Regions from separate parts of the Homo sapiens genome. Here region 2 is linked to region 1. Evidence: read pairs that join two places in POLR2A ChIA-PET (ENCODE). Cell type or tissue: PC-3. All regions are shown on one strand. Links, peaks and the distances in the headings refer to the core of each region. The heading gives the core; the rest is flanking DNA.

Evidence for each region. ChIA-PET counts read pairs that join two places held together with the same protein. Peaks named below come from ENCODE experiments on the same cell type or tissue, not always from the same donor. Only the 100,000 strongest peaks of a DNase experiment are listed, where the experiment ranks them.
Region 2: POLR2A ChIA-PET joins it to region 1 with 10 read pairs; 1 of 35 experiments calls an interaction of 5 or more read pairs at or near these places.

Annotation. Positions count from the first base shown.
Region 1 is chr14:27,669,137-27,677,321 of GRCh38, reverse strand. It overlaps MIR3171HG (MIR3171 host gene), which reads left to right and starts at 4,101. Exons shown (of 3, transcript NR_148992.1): 1 at 4,101-4,293. RefSeq lists an enhancer at 3,473-4,027. In PC-3, for the core only: a CTCF peak has its summit at 5,053; no DNase peak of the experiment used is centred there; H3K4me3 peaks cover 394 bases.
Region 2 is chr14:26,851,544-26,859,728 of GRCh38, reverse strand. The region is part of intron 1 of LOC124903296 (a long non-coding RNA gene); the gene reads left to right. Among named protein-coding and RNA genes, the nearest start is that of MIR4307HG, 17 kb to the left of the region's middle. In PC-3, for the core only: no CTCF peak of the experiment used is centred there; a DNase peak (open chromatin) is centred at 4,458.

The DNA.
Region 1 (8,185 bases), core at 1,945-5,944:
GGGAGTTCACTCATGATTTGGCTCTCTGTTTGTCTGTTGTTGGTGTATAAGAATGCTTGTGATTTTTGTACATTGATTTTGTATCCTGAGACTTTGCTGAAGTTGCTTATCAGCTTAAGGAGATTTTGGGCTGAGACAATGGGGTTTTCTAGATATACAATCATGTCATCTGCAAAACAGGGACAATTTGACTTCCTCTTTTCCTAATTGAATACCATTTATTTCCTTCTCCTGCCTAATTGCCCTGGCCACAACTTCCAACACTATGTTGAATAGGAGTGGTGAGAGAGGGCATCCCTGTCTTGTGCCAGTTTTCAAAGGGAATGCTTCCAGTTTTTGCCCATTCAGTATGATATTGGCTGTGGGTTTGTCAAAGATAGCTCTTATTATTTTGAAATACGTCCCATCAATACCTAATTTATTGAGAGTTTTTAGCATGAAGGGTTGTTGAATTTTGTCAAAGGCTTTTTCTGCATCTATTGAGATAATCATGTGGTTTTTGTTTTTGGCTCTGTTTATATGCTGGATTACATTTATTGATTTGCGTATATTGAACCAGCCTTGCATCCCAGGGATGAAGCCCACTTGATCATGGTGGATAAGCTTTTTGATGTGCTGCTGGATTCGTTTTGCCAGTATTTTATTGAGGATTTTTGCATCAATGTTCATCAAGGATATTGGTCTAAAATCGTCTTTTTTTGTTGTGTCTCTGCCTGGCTTTGGTATCAGAATGATGCTGGCCTCATAAAATGAGTTAGGGAGGATTCCCTCTTTTTCTGTTGATTGGAATAGTTTCAGAAGGAATGGTACCAGTTCCTCCTTGTACTTCTGGCAGAATTTGGCTGTGAATCCATCTGGTCCTGGACTCTTTTTGGTTGGGAAGCTATTGATTATTGCCACAATTTCAGATCCTGTTATTGGTCTATTCAGAGATTCAACTTCTTCCTGGTTTAGTCTTGGGAGGGTGTATGTGTCGAGGAATGTATCCATTTCTTCTAGATTTTCTAGTTTATTTGCGTAGAGGTGTTTGTAGTATTCTCTGATGGTAGTTTGTATTTCTGTGGGATCGGTGGTGATATCCCCTTTATCATTTTTTATTGTGTCTATTTGATTCTTCTCTCTTTTTTTCTTTATTAGTCTTGCTAGCGGTCTATCAATTTTGTTGATCCTTTCAAAAAACCAGCTCCTGGATTCATTAATTTTTTGAAGGGTTTTTTGTGTCTCTATTTCCTTCAGTTCTGCTCTGATTTTAGTTATGTCTTGCCTTCTGCTAGCTTTTGAATGTGTTTGCTCTTGCTTTTCTAGTTCTTTTAATTGTGATGTTAGGGTGTCAATTTTGGATCTTTCCTGCTTTCTCTTGTGGGCATTTAGTGCTATAAATTTCCCTCTACACACTGCTTTGAATGCATCCCAAGGATTCTGGTATGTTGTGTCTTTGTTCTCGTTGGTTTCAAAGAACATCTTTATTTCTGCCTTCATTTCGTTATGTACCCAGTAGTCATTCAGGAGCAGGTTGTTCAGTTTCCATGTATTTGAGAGGTTTTGAGTGAGATTCTTAATCCTGAGTTCTAGTTTGATTGCACTGTTGTATGAGAGATAGTTTGTTATAATTTCTGTTCTTTTACATTTGCTGAGGAGAGCTTTACTTCCAAGTATGTGGTCAATTTTCGAATAGGTGTGGTGTGGTGCTGAAAAAATGTATATTCTGTTGATTTGGGGTAGAGAGTTCTGTAGATGTCTATTAGGTCTGCTTGGTGCAGAGCTGAGTTCAATTCCTGGGAATCCTTGTTGACTTTCTGTCTCATTGATCTGTCTAATGTTGACAGTGGGGTGTTAAAGTCTCCCATTATTAATGTGTGGGAGTCTAAGTCTCTTTGTAGGTCACTCAGGACTTGCTTTATGAATCTTGGTGCTCCTGTATTGGGTGCATATATACTTAGAATAGTTAGCTCTTCTTGTTGAATTGATCCCTTTACCATTATGTAATGGCCTTCTTTGTCTCTTTTGATCTTTGTTGGTTTACAGTCTGTTTTATCAGAGACTAGGATTGCAACCCCTGCCTTTTTTTGTTTTCCATTTGCTTGGTAGATCTTCCTCCATCCTTTTATTTTGAGCCTATGTCTGTTTCTGCACGTGAGATGGGCTTCCTGAATACAGCACACTGATGGGTCTTGACTCTTTATCCAATTTGCCAGTCTGTGTCTTTTAATTGGAGCATTTAGTCCATTTACACTTAAAGTTAATATTGTTATGTGTGAATTTGATCCTGTCATTATGATGTTAGCTGGTTATTTTGCTCGTTAGTTGATGCAGTTTCTTCCTAGTCTCGATGGTCTTTACATGTTGGCATGATTTTGCAGCGGCTGGTACCGGTTGTTCCTTTCCATATTTAGTGCTTCCTTCAGGAGCTCTTTTAGGGCAGGCCTGGTGGTGACAAAATCTCTCAGCATTTGCTTGTCTGTAAAGTATTTTATTTCTCCTTCGCTTATGAAGCTTAGTTTGGCTGGATATGAAATTCTGGGTTGAAAATTCTTTCCTTTAAGAATGTTGAATATTGGCCCCCACTCTCTTCTGGCTTGTAGGGTTTCTGCCAAGAGATCCGCTGTTAGTCTGATGGGCTTCCCTTTGAGGGTAAGCAGACCTTTCTCTCTGGCTGCCCTTAACATTTTTTCCTTCATTTCTACTTTGGTGAATCTGACAATTATGTGTCTTGGAGTTGCTCTTCTCGAGGAGTATCTTTGTGGCGTTCTCTGTATTTCCTGCATCTGAACGTTGGCTTGCCTTGCTAGATTGGGGAAGTTCTCTGGATAATATCCTGCAGTGTGTTTTCCAACTTGGTTCCATTCTCCCCATCACTTTCAGGTACACCAATCAGACGTAGATTTGGTCTTTTCACATAGTCCCATAGTTCTTGGAGGCTTTGCTCATTTCTGTTCTTTTTTCTCTAAACTTCCCTTCTCGCTTCATTTCATTCATTTCATCTTCCATTGCTGATACCCTTTCTTCCAGTTGATCGCATCGGCTCCTGAGGCTTCTGCATTCTTCACGTAGTTCTCGAGCCTTGGTTTTCAGCTCCATCAGCTCCTTTAAGCACTTCTCTGTGTTGGTTATTCTAGTTATACATTCTTCTAAATTTTTTTCAAAGTTTTCAACTTCTTTGCCTTTGGTTTGAATGTCCTCCCGTAGCTCAGAGTAATTTGATCATCTGAAGCCTTCTTCTCTCAGCTCGTCAAAGTCATTCTCCATCCAGCTTTGTTCCGTTGCTGGTGAGGAACTGCAAACTGCATTCCTTTGGAGGAGGAGAGGCGCTCTGATTTTTAGAGTTTCCAGTTTTTCTGTTCTGTTTTTTCCCCATCTTTGTGGTTTTATCTACTTTTGATCTTTGATGATGGTGATGTACAGATGGGTTTTTGGTGTGGATGTCCTTTCTGTTTGTTAGTTTTCCTTCTAACAGACAGGACCCTCAGCTGCAGGTCTGTTGGAATACCCTGCAGTGTGAGGTGTATCAGTGTGCCCCTGCTGGGGGTGCCTCCCAGTTAGGCTGCTCGGGGGTCAGGGGTCAGGGACCCACTTGAGGAGGCAGTCTGCCCGTTCTCAGATCTCCAGCTGCGTGCTGGGAAAACCAGTGCTCTCTTCAAAGCTGTCAGACAGGGACATTTAAGTCTGCAGAGGTTACTGCTGTCTTTTTGTTTGTCTGTGCCCTGCCCCCAGAGGTGGAGCCTGCAGAGGCAGGCAGGCCTCCTTGAGCTGTGGTGGGCTCCACCCTGTTGGAACTTCCCAGCTGCTTTGTTTACCTAATCAAGCCTGGGCAATGGCGGGCGCCCCTCCCCCAGCCTCGCTGCTGCCTTGCAGTTTGATCTCAGACTGCTGTGCTAGCAATCAGCGAGACTCCGTGGGCGTAGGACCCTCCGAGCCAGGTGCGGGATATAATCTCGTGGTCCGCCGTCTTTTAAGCCCGTCAGAAAAGCGCAGTATTCCGGTGGGAGTGACCCGATTTTCCAGGTGCTGTCCATCACCCCTTTCTTTGACTCGGAAAGGGAACTCCCTGACCCCTTGTGCTTCCGGAGTGAGGCAATACCTCGCCCTGCTTCGGCTCGCGCACGATGCACGCACCCACTGACCTGCGCCCACTGTCTGGCACTCCCTAGTGAGATGAACCTGGTACCTCAGATGGAAATGCAGAAATCACCCGTCTTCTGCGTTGCTCACGCTGGGAGCTGTAGACCAGAGCTGTTCCTATTCGGCCTTCTTGGCTCCTTCCCTGGGCTCTTTTATATTGCTGGCAAAATAGTGGTGAGTGAGGTCATTGCTGTTTGAGTCCATTAACCTCAGTTCTTTTCTATGTGAATTCCTTTGTGGTGTGTTTGTTTTCCTTTTCTTCCTTTTCCTTCACATACATTTTCTCTTATCTTTCTAATCATTTTCTGCTAATGCTTTCATATATATGTTGTAATGCTTCATAGTCTCTCAGAGGTCTCAAAGAATTTCCTCATTTTTAAAAATAATTTTTCTTTCTGGTCTACCAATATGATTATTTCCATTGATCTATATTGAGTTTATTGGTCCTTTCACTTGCCATCAGAAAATTGCTGTTGGGTATACATAGTAAATTTTTAATTTCAGGTAATTTTCATTTCAATGCTCAACCTTTCTTTTGGCCCTATTTCTTAATTTCTATTTTCTGTAGAGAGTCTTTATTTGTTGACTCATTATTGGCATGGTATCTTTATATTTTTTACATATGTTTACTTCAATTATCTGATTATATTTATAATAGTTGCTTGGAAGTCTTTTCTTACTAAATCCAAAATCTAGGCCCACTAAGCTGACAAGTTGTTATCGAATGCTTTTTTATCGTGAGTGTGGGTCACAATTTTCTTCCTCTTTATATGTCACTTATTTTTGGTTTGAAATCAGATTTTTACATAGTATAATGTGACAGCTCTAGGATGTGGTATATTTTATTTTTGAGAAGTTCTTTTGTTTATGTGCTTTCCTAACTTAGCTGGATTTATCACAGTGTTATTTGTTTCCCTGCATTGTTTCCACCAGGTGGCTATCTCTCATCAGATTTTATAATTTCCGTTTACGGTTTTTAGCACGGCTAAAGTCCAGTCTTGTGGTTGCATAGTTTATTGGTCTGCCAAGGTTTTGACAGAGGTTGTGCTCAAATAGTCCAAGCTCTGATGGCTGAGCTATATGTTGTTGAAGGCATTCAAACTTGTAACCAGTTCTTAAGTGTCTCTTGAGTTTCAAATTTTGTTTTGCTCTCTTGGGTCTCCTGAACATATACAGCTATCAGTTAACCAGGGCTTTGGGGATTTCTGAAGACATTCTCATCCGTATGTATTTCTCACTTCTATTTTCTTCCCTTTAGATTTATGGCCAGTCTGCTAATAACTCTAAAAAGACTAATAAACTGCTGTTTTTCTCTATCTGTTTTCCATCTCCCATTCTGAATTGAATCATTCACCTTTAGCAACTACAGATCCCACACCCTCACCACCACATCCTTGAGGCAAGAATCTACTGAGCCTGAGACAGTAGGAATAGGAGGAAATAGGGGAATGGGTATGATGGCCAAAAACTCAACACATTTCTTATACAACACTGTAAGAATTTTTTTTAAGTAAATTCTCACATTTTTAAACTTCATTTATCAATTTTCAGTGCTCTTAATGATTTTCTAGAAAATTGCCTCCCAGATTTTCTTGTTTTCTGCAAAGAGAAATTATATGACCTCCTTCTATTGCCCCACCAGAAGTTAGAGACTTCTAATCAGTTTACCTAACTTAAATTCTTTCTTTTCCTTTTTTCTACTACTTGCTTTGTGGCCTAACATATGTTCTACCCTGGGGTATGTTTCTTGTGCACGAGAGAAAAATGTGTGTACTGCTATTGTTATATGGAGTGGTTTGTATATGTCTGTTAGGTCAAAATAGTCTATAGTGTTGTGGGTACTGATGTCTTCTACTATTATTGTATAAGCGTTTTGTTTTGTTTTTCTCTCTTCGATTCTGTCAATGTTTGCTTTATGCATTTTGGAGTTCTGATGTTGGGTATCTATATCTTTATAATTGTTATGAATTCTTCATGAATTGAGCTTTCTCATTGTATTTTCCCTTTTCAGCCTCTCATAGTAGTTTTTGACTTGGTCTATTTTGTCTGATATTAATAGAGAAGCCCTGCTGTCTTTTAATTACTGTTTATACAGAACAGTTTTCCATCCTTTCATTTTTAACCTATGTCTGTCCTTATATCTAAAGTAGACAGCATATGGTTGGATCACGGTTTTATTTTAATTCATTCTTTCAATTCATATCTTTTGAATTATAAGTCTAATACATTTACATTTAAAGTAATTACTGAAAGGGAAGCACTTAGTTTTGTCAGTTTTTTTGTTCCTTTTTTTGTATGTCATAAATTTTTATTCTCTCTTTACCCTCATTACTGTCTCCCTTTGTGTTTATATTTTTGCAGGAGTATGTTTTGTGTTTTGATTCACTTCTCATTTCCTTTTCTGTATATTCTGTCTATATTTTCTTTATGGTTATTATGGACAGTACCTATAATGTCCTAAAGTTATAATAATTTTAAATTAATATCAACCTAACTTTAGTCACATACAAAACCTCGACTCCTTTTCACCTCTGCTCCTCCATTTTGTCATAGACTTCACAATTTACATCTTTATATACTGTATCCAATTAACATAGATTTAATCTTATTTTTATGCATTTGTGTTTACATAACTATAAAATAAAAACTAGCAAGGCGCAATGGCTCACACCTGTAATCCCAGCACTTTGGAAGGCTGAAGCAAACAGATCACTTGAGATAAAGAGTTCCAGACCAGGCTGGCGAATATGGTGAAACCCCGTCTCTACTAAAGATACAAAAATTATCCAGGCGTGGTTGCAGGAGGCTGTAATCCCAGCTACTTGGGAGGCTGAGGTGGGAGGATTGCTTGAACCCTGGAGATGGAGGTTGCAGTGAGGTGAGATCGTGCCACTGCACTCCAGCCTGGGTGACAAAGACTCCATCTCAAAAAAAAAAAACAAATAAATAAACACAAAAAGCTACAGTAACAAAACAATACAATTGTGTGTATGTGTGTGTATGTGTGTGTGTGAGTGTGAGTATACTTATTTTTTTGTCTGCATACTTAGCTTTACTGAAAAACTTAATATTGCATACAGCTTCAAGTTATTCCCTGGCGTCCACTCATTTTAAATTTAATAACTTCCTTTCTCATTCTTGGAGAGCAGTTCTACTAATAATTAACTCCCTAAATTTTTGTTTCTCTAAGAGTGTCTTAATTTTTCCTTAATTTTGAAAGATAGTTTTGCCAGATGTATGATTCTCCACTAATAGCTATTTTTTTTTTCATCAGTTAAAATGTCACCTCCCTTCTGGTCTATGTGGTTTCTGAGAAATTCACTGGTATGTTTACTGAAAATCTCTTGCATCTAATGAGTTACATTTTCTTTCTGCTTTGAAGATTCGTTCTTTGTCTTTGTCTTTCAAAAGTTTGATTATAATGGATTTCTGTATGGGTCTTTTTGGTTTATCCCACTTGGAATTAATTAACTTCTGAGATTTGTATGTCATACTTTTTTCCTCAAATTTTGGAAGTTTTCAGCTATTAGCTTTAAAAATAATTTATCTTCTCTCTATTCTTCTCTTGATGATCCCATAATGCACTTCTCACAGTGAAACTTCCTGGTTTCCATAAGTCCTTTAGGTTCTGTTCACAGTTTTTCATTGTTATTTTCTGTTCCTCAGACTCAATAAATTTACATGATTTTTTCAAGTTTACTGATTCTTTTATCTGTTCAAATTTTATGTTGCACACCTCCAGTGAATTTTTCAATTCAACTATCATATATTTTGGGTTCCAAATTTCTATTTAGTTTTTTGTATATGATTAACTTGTTTTTGTTAATATTCTCATTTTTGTCCATGAATCATTTCCTGACTTCCTTCACTATTTTTCTCATGTTTCCCTTATCTCTTTGAGTATATTAAAGACAATTATTTTAAAGAGTTTTTCTCGTATGTCCACTGCATGTGTTTTTTCAGACTGGTTATGTGATTATTTTCTTCCTTTAAATGGGCCATGATTTCCATTTCTTTGTATGGCTTATGCTCATTTTTTGAGAATTAGGCATGTTAAGAAACAGCC
Region 2 (8,185 bases), core at 2,217-6,216, 820 kb after region 1:
GCCATCATCCGTCACATTTCTGTTCCCTAGAGGTACAACACAGGGAGTTCTTTGTTTCTTAGCAGAGACTTTCCAGATAGCCAACAGAGGAGGTCTCTCAGGGCTTTTCCAAAAGAGACTGGGTAAGGAAGCACAGGCAATTGCAGACCAGAAAAAGGAACAGCAAAAGAGAAAAAGCGCTCTTAGCATAGCACTGGGCTCTTAACAGATATTCAAAAAATATTTAATTAATTTTTAAAAATTCCATATCTCATACATTCTATAATCAGAATCACTGAATTAGGAGTTTTTCATCTCCCTTTGTCCTTAACAATCTGCAAGAAGACATTCAAATTTAGAAACTAGACATACCCACACCCATCTACATGCAAATCAGCATTTGTGTGCAACCCCGGGCATTTGGAAAATGTTAATATTTACAACTACCTGTTTCAATTTAATAGTATAAAGTATTATATTGCAAAGTGTTTTAAAATAAGGGAGCGTGCATATTCATAAATACTCTTTCTTGAATTTTGGACCTGATTTTTGAAAGTAGTATCAGGAGTCCCCTTTCCTTCACACTCCCACAATCTACTTCAAATTTTTCAGGGAAGTCCCTAGAAAACAACAAGGGCATAAAATATAACCATCTTAGAACACAATCCCCCCACTAGGGCAATGAACTTTTTCATCAAAAGAGTGCAGAATCCCAGCACTTTGGGAGGCCGAGGCAGGCGATTCATGAGATCAGGAGATCGAGACCATCCTGGCCAGCATGGTAAAACCCCGTCTCTACTAAAAATACAAACATTAGCCGGGCGTGGTTGCACGTGCTTGTAATCCCAGCTACTTGGGAGGCTGAGGCAGGAGAATTGCTTGAACCCGGAAAGTGGAGGTTGCAGTGAGCTGAGATCACACCACAGCACTCTAGCCTGGTGAAAGTGTGAGACTCCGTCTCAAAAAAACAAACAAACAAACAAACAAAAAAAAAGTGCAGAAGATAAGATTTCCTGTAATGTCCCCACTAGTAACAGAAAAGAAGACAAACTCTGGAATTACATAGCCTTCCCCTTGAGATTTGTCTTGAGGCTAAAGAACCTAGGGGAATGAAAAGGAGATGACATTTACTGAGTGTACATTACAAACAAAACACACTTCATGGCTTATATATTATATATTTAATCTTTGCACTAGTCCTGTGAGGTAGGTGGTAGTTATCCCATCTTACCAATGATGAAACTGACACTCAGAAAGGTTAGGCAACATTTCAAGATTACACCGTTAGTAAAAAGAGGGCTCTGTGTGACTCAGTGGCAGCCTTCGCTGAACTGTGTACTGAAGTAGACTGGCTCTTGAGCAAGAGCCATCTGCTTGGGCTTATTCTGGTTTCTGGGACTTACAAAAAGAGAAACCGAGGTTCTTCTTCAGAACTCTGTCTTGAAAAATCATTTTTTAAATCCATTTCAAAACTATCAATTAAAAAGACAGAACAGAAGGAGGACTTTGAAAGAGAGAAGCCAGAGAAAGGGAAGGGAAAGGAGTCTTTAATTCTCAGGATGCCCGCCCTGGTAAATATAAAGAAAGAAAGAAAAAAAGAAAAAAGAAAAAGGAGCATGAAAACCCCCTTTCTCTCTGAAGGACTCCAGCAGTCAAAACAAAAATGTGGCCTAAAGCTCTAGGACTTCAACAAGGGAAAATTCAAGATGAGCCAGTTTTCTCACTATATTTCTCACTCATATTCACCAGCTGATTGATAATTTAGTGATTATGATATCTAGATTGCTAGAATAAAATAGGACTTAAATGGCTTTAGAAATCAAAGCTATTAGGTTGAGCCATGTGAAAATGTCATCTTTGTCTATCAAAACCGGTTGAATAATGACAATTTAGTGTGGTTCAACCTAACATATTAGGTTGTTAACATCAATCCAAACATAGGAGGAGACCAAAATAATGAGAATTCAAACATAGCAACAACTCTGGATCATGTAAAATACAAGTTTTGACCCACACAATTTCTCTGACCAAAGTTGATAAGCCAGTTTGCAGGTAGAACATTCCCAAAAGACAGTAGTCCAGAGCTCTGAAATATTACTCAGGAAACAGTCTTTTGCCGTTAACAGCAGTTTCACATATGGCAAAGCAAAACACATGTGAACAAAAGTTCTACTTCTCCCATGCCAGGGGCAGTTTTTCAGACTAAAATAGCTGGTCTGTGCTTAACTATTCTCACAGCTATGGCGAAGCTTTAGTTAGGACCTCAGTGTAAATTATATTCAGCCAATAATTGTGTGGAAGTACCAATTTAATTTTCAAAGAACAAGCCTTGAGGTTTAGCATAACTAAGCTTGAATTAACATGTTTGCTACAAGGGCTAGGCAAGCTGCTGGGTACGCTGGCCAATTCCAGTGTACAACCAACCCCCTTAGGTTTTCTACCACATGTTTGAAAGGCCTGTTCTCTATGGCAAAGGCAGAATATATCCTGTAGGCTCCCTATGCAGCAAGAGGCTAAAATAGCATTTAAATTTGATCCTTGGAACCAAGGGGGAAATACAAAGCTGTCCAATTTCAGAAGAGCTGGAATGAAATTCAGCTGATATCACTGTCATGCTTAGGAGAAGGAAAAGGCAGACAAGCCCAAGAGGAGATAGTCACAACAAACAAGAACTCTGGATCTCTGAAATGAGAATCGACTGCCAAGTCCTCTCAGCTAGCAGTGCACAGTGTTGTGAACTCCTGGGGAAACTCAGACTCTCCACAGATGGGCACTTGTGGCATATGTTTTCCCTTCACAGTACACTGTAAACGGATACTTTCCTTTCTGCTTTGCTTCTTTGTCTAAAATTTAAAGAGCACATTTAATTGTGCTAGGCACTTTCCTAGACATTAGGTCTAGATTCCAGATATTGGTGGACTAAGAGGAGAAGACCCCTAAGAAATTGTTTTAGGAAGAACCCATCACTTTGGAAATGGTGAGTGAACAAGAAGTCCAATAGGGAACAATTCTAACAAGGGTAACACACCTCAAGTATACAGAAGTTAGGCAATTAAAGCACCGTTTAGTGAACTAACACGGGTTTAATTTATAAGCATGTAAGTGAATTTAGATGAATATACATTTGTAAGAATGTAAGATTTTTGCTTTCTCGTTAAAGAGGTATACTCTTTAGTGCTAGTCTTCACATTTCTGACTTGTTCATCCCTCCCCACCTAAACTCTTAGATTATTTCCCTTCGCCTTACTTAATTGAAATACTTCCCTTAAGGGAAAAGTATCTACGTATTATCTTAAATGTAACCTGCCATTTTTCACAAGCAGTTTCTTTAGAATGGCCCCATGATTTTTCTGTATGTTATTATGAATTAGAAAACTAAAGCAGAATGGAGAATTGGTTGATAAAGTTAGTGAGTGAAGAAACTTCAAGATTGTATATCAGAGATTCCTAAAATAAATAACATCCCTTTTCCCCATTATGACTGAAATCATACACATTGTAATCTGATTTTTTCAGTATAAATGTTTTCAAAATAAAGGAAGTCACGTGGATAAAACAAAGGCGAAAGTATTCTGATGCCTTCTAGGTTCAGCTCTATCTGTGCCAAGTTGTTCTTTGATAATTCTATTACCAGATTCTCCTACTCAAAGAGGCTTAACTGGAACCTGTATGTGTTATACAATTAAATTATGTGTGACTAAAAAGAAATAAAATGTTTTCCTTTTCTAAAATATAGTTAATAAAAATTGATTTTCCCAATTTTGTCCATACTCACTTTGTAACCAAATGTACTTATTAAGACATGTCTTAGACACTGCAGTGTACATATGAGGTTTTTTATTTTCCAGTAATATACCTTTTTGTCCATCTTTTGTTAAAGCACACAGGTTTCCCTTCAGGAAACTGGACTACATTATGTTTTTACTCCCAATCTTCCCCCTCTCTACATTTAAATCTTTTGCAGTTCTTTCAACAGTAGCAGATTATACTTCCCTACCTCGTTGATTGGCTGTGTTATTTGCTTTGATCAATGAGAGTGTGAGCAGACATGACACGGAAGCTTCACATGTACTTGAACCCGTGCTTCCAGGGTTCTTTAGCCATTGCTATGAACAGAAGATACCCCTGGTGGCACACAGGCCCTAGAATAATGAGAGACATGTGGAGATGAGCTAAAACAACACCTCGCCTGTAGCCAAGCCAGAGTGAGTTCAGCTAAGATCAGCCAAACCCCAGCAAACCCACGGAAATATGAGCAAGCAATAATTGCTTATGGTTCTATGAGGATAATAGTTTGTAGTTCTAGTATTCAATATCATTGGCAGCATATCTGAGTGATAACAGACACAAATTCGTACCCTTATGAATTCTAGTGAGACTTTCAGTAAAGTTTATCTTCTTCCACTAAAAAGAGATGGGCATATGACCAAAGTTAGGTCAGTCTGACTCTCTCTCCTAAGAATTTCAATCAACCTGAGTAACAAAGACAGAAAACAGTTGAAGCTGTTTCATCCCGGAAATTCTGCAGAGATTATGCAATACTTCTTAAAATCCAAATTCCTAAAACAGCCAAGGATCTTGAATTTTCCAAGACTTCAGATTTTTCTTTATTCTATTGAGCTAACACACATTAGTTAAATTCATTCATTTGTTCTTAAGTTAGTGACTAATTTTCTGTTGCTGGTAACTCAAAAACCTTAATGATATAAGGACTTCATTTTTCAATCTCTAAATAAATTCATTGAATAGCAAAATATCTTATCATTATTTGTTTTTTTTTGTTGTTGTTGTTTTTGAGACGGAGTCTCGCTCTGTCGCCCAGGCTGGAGTGCAGTGGCACAATCTCGGCTCACTGCAAGCTCCGCCTCCCAGGTTCACGCCATTCTCCTGCCTCAGCCTCCCGAGTAGCTGGGACCACAGGCGCCCGACACCACGCCCGGCTAATTTTTTGTATTTTTAATAGAGACGGGGTTTCACCGTGTTAGCCAGGATGGTCTCGATCTCCTGACCTCGTGATCAGCCCGCCTCTGCCTCCCAAAGTGCCGGGATTACAGGCGTGAGCCACCGCGCCCGGCCGACATCATTTGTATTTTTCAGGACTGACCAAAATTCACAACGAGAAGGGGGTTGCCTACTACAATGGGAATTTCTCCAGACAAGTTAAAAAAACAAAGGCTTCAACATCAGGTAACTTACATGTATATTTAATTTGACATAAGAAAACGAATAGGGCCTGATGATGACTCTTTTTGTTTTAGAACATTAATAAAAATATTTCCACCAACAAACATTTCATAGGTGTTATTTTATTACAGAAGCTATACATTATAAAATCAAAGAACCCTCTTGAAATGGCATGTAACATGCCAAATATAAATTGAGTCAGAATTATTATAAATGTACTTTAAATAACTCATGAAAATGCAAATATTTATTTTAAATGATGATATAATTCCAGCAATATGATGATCAAAATAATCTGAAAACTCAGCTGCTACCAAACAGCTACAAATGTGGAATAAAATTTTATTGCATATTTTAACTGCATAGCCAATATTTAAATTACACTTGTGAGATATCCTCAGAAACCAAAATTGGAAAAGGAACGAAAAGCAGGGGAGAACTACATGAGCTGATAATTTTGCTGGGGTGGAGTGGGCTACGGTTAATTCCTCTCCTTAACAACTGATCTTGGATTTTAATGCCCAGATGTAGCTAATACTCTGTGTCTGAGAAAGGAACGGATTATTAGTGATAGTCTCCCACAAAGCTGAGACACTCGCCCTCAGTAAAAGGGTAGACACGTGTAGGTAAAGAGGGACTATAAGTAAGCTTATGCTTTTCCCTGAAATTTAGGTGAATAAAGAACTGATCTGAGAATCCAAAATAGTGGTGAACCTAACATGGATTTGAAATTCAAATCAAAATATCAAACTCTATGGTGCTTAAAGTACAAAATTAATATTAAAACAGCACCAGTTTGATTACAATACCTTTAGCACATGGCATTAGCCAATGCAGACACCTAAAATGAACAATACTAACAATAAATAGCAACAGTGATACAATTATAGCAGAGATTTAAAATGCTAAGAAAAAACTAATAACAAAGTTAGCCAATGAATATAAACTTTTAATTAAAAGACTTACTAGAAGAGGACAACTTGCAAATATATTTCATAAAAGACCTATAACCATTAGAGAAATTGAATTGGTCTACACCAGTATTTCTCAACTTTGTTACCATTGATGATTTGGACTAATAATTGTTTGTTTTCAGAAGCTGCCCTATACATTGTGGGATATTGAGCAGTGTATCTGGTCCCTATTCACTAGATGCCTGTAGCAGCCTCACAGTTGTGATAATTTTGTCTCCAATTCTCACGGATGACTGAGGGGTTCAAGACTTCAGTGGAGGAAGTAACAGCAGATGTGGTGGAGATAGCAAGAGAACTGAATTACAAGTGGAGCCTGAAGATGGGACTGAATTGCTGCAATCTAATGGTCAAACATGAATGGATGAAGAGTTGCTTCTTTTGGATGAGCAGTGAAAGTTGCTCCTTGAGAAGGAATCTACTCTTGGTGAAGATGCTGTGAACATTGTTGAAATGACAAGAAAGGATTTAGAGTATTCCATAAACTTAGTTGGTAAATCACCAGCAGGGTTTGAGAGGATTGACTCCAGTTTTGAAAAAAGTTCTACTGTGAGTAAAATGCTTTCAAACAGCATCACATGCTACAGAGAAATCTTTTGTAAAAGGTAGAGTCCATTTACGTGGCAAAATTCATTGTTGTGTTATTTTAAGAAATGACCACAGCCACTCCATCCTTCAGCAATCACTACCCTGATTTGTCAGCAACCATTAACACTGACGTAGGATCCTCCACCAGCAAAAAGATTACAACTTGCCTAAGGCTCAGATGATTATTAGCAATTTTTCGTATGTGCATTGTTTTTTCAGATATGTTATTTCACACTTAGACTATAGTATAGTGTAATCATAACTTTTATATGCACTGGGAATCCAAAAAACTCTTGTAACTCACTTTACTGTGATATTTGGTCTACTGTGGTGGTCTGACCAAACTTGCAGTATCTCTGAGGTGTGCCTGTACAGGTTCTCCAAAACCACAAATTAACAAATAATCTCCTCCTTTAAAAATTTGTCCCTGAGACTCAAGAGAGAATTTATTTTATGCGATGGGCCTTACATTAATGTGAAAATTACATAAGGGCAGAATGAGAAGTAGGTGTGATTTCTTAAAATGGAAGAAAAATTCTTAATATTAGAAAACTGATTCTTTAAACACTTATACACTGCTAGTGGGAATGTAAATTAGTTCAGGCACTACAGAAAGTAGTACGGAGATTTCTCAAAGAACTTAGAACAAAGGTACCATTCAACCAGCAATCCCATTACTGGGTATATACCAAAAGAATATAAGTCGTTCTACCATAAAGACACATGCGCACATATGTTCACTGCAGCACATTCACAATAGCAGAGATATAGACTCAACCAAGATGCCCATCAATGGTGGACTGCATAAAGAAAATATCGTACATATTCACTATGCCATACTATGTACTCTTTTGTAACGTACTCTTTTGTACACTGAAAGAATTAGGTATTTTTTCAAATGTTATTTTAGTTTTGGGGTTACAGGTTGTCAATTGCATGTCATGTAGATGCTATACTATGCAGCCACACAAAAAATGAAATCGTGTCATTTGCAGCAACATAGATGCAGCTGGTGACATCATCCTAAGCAAATTAACGTGAGAACAGAAACCAGATCCCTCAAGTTCTCACTTATAAGTGGTAGCTAAACATTCAGTACATGTGAGACAAAGAAGGGAAAAATAAACAATGGGGGCTACTTGAGGATGGAGGATGGGAGGAAGGCGAGGGTCAAAAAACTACCTATCGGGTACTATGCTCACTACCTGAGTGATGAAATCACCAGACCCCAGTGACATGTTATTTACACTAATGACATGCAATTTGACAACCTGTACCCCCAAAACTAAAATAACATTTGAAAAAATACCTGATTCTTTCAGTGTACAAAAGAGTACATTACAACTGAACTGAGAGCATCCTAGGAATTCAAGAATGAGCATTAGAAAAGAATATGATTTTAATTTATCATATTGATACTGCTACAGATGCATTACAGAAGCATGGATGAATCTAATGAACAT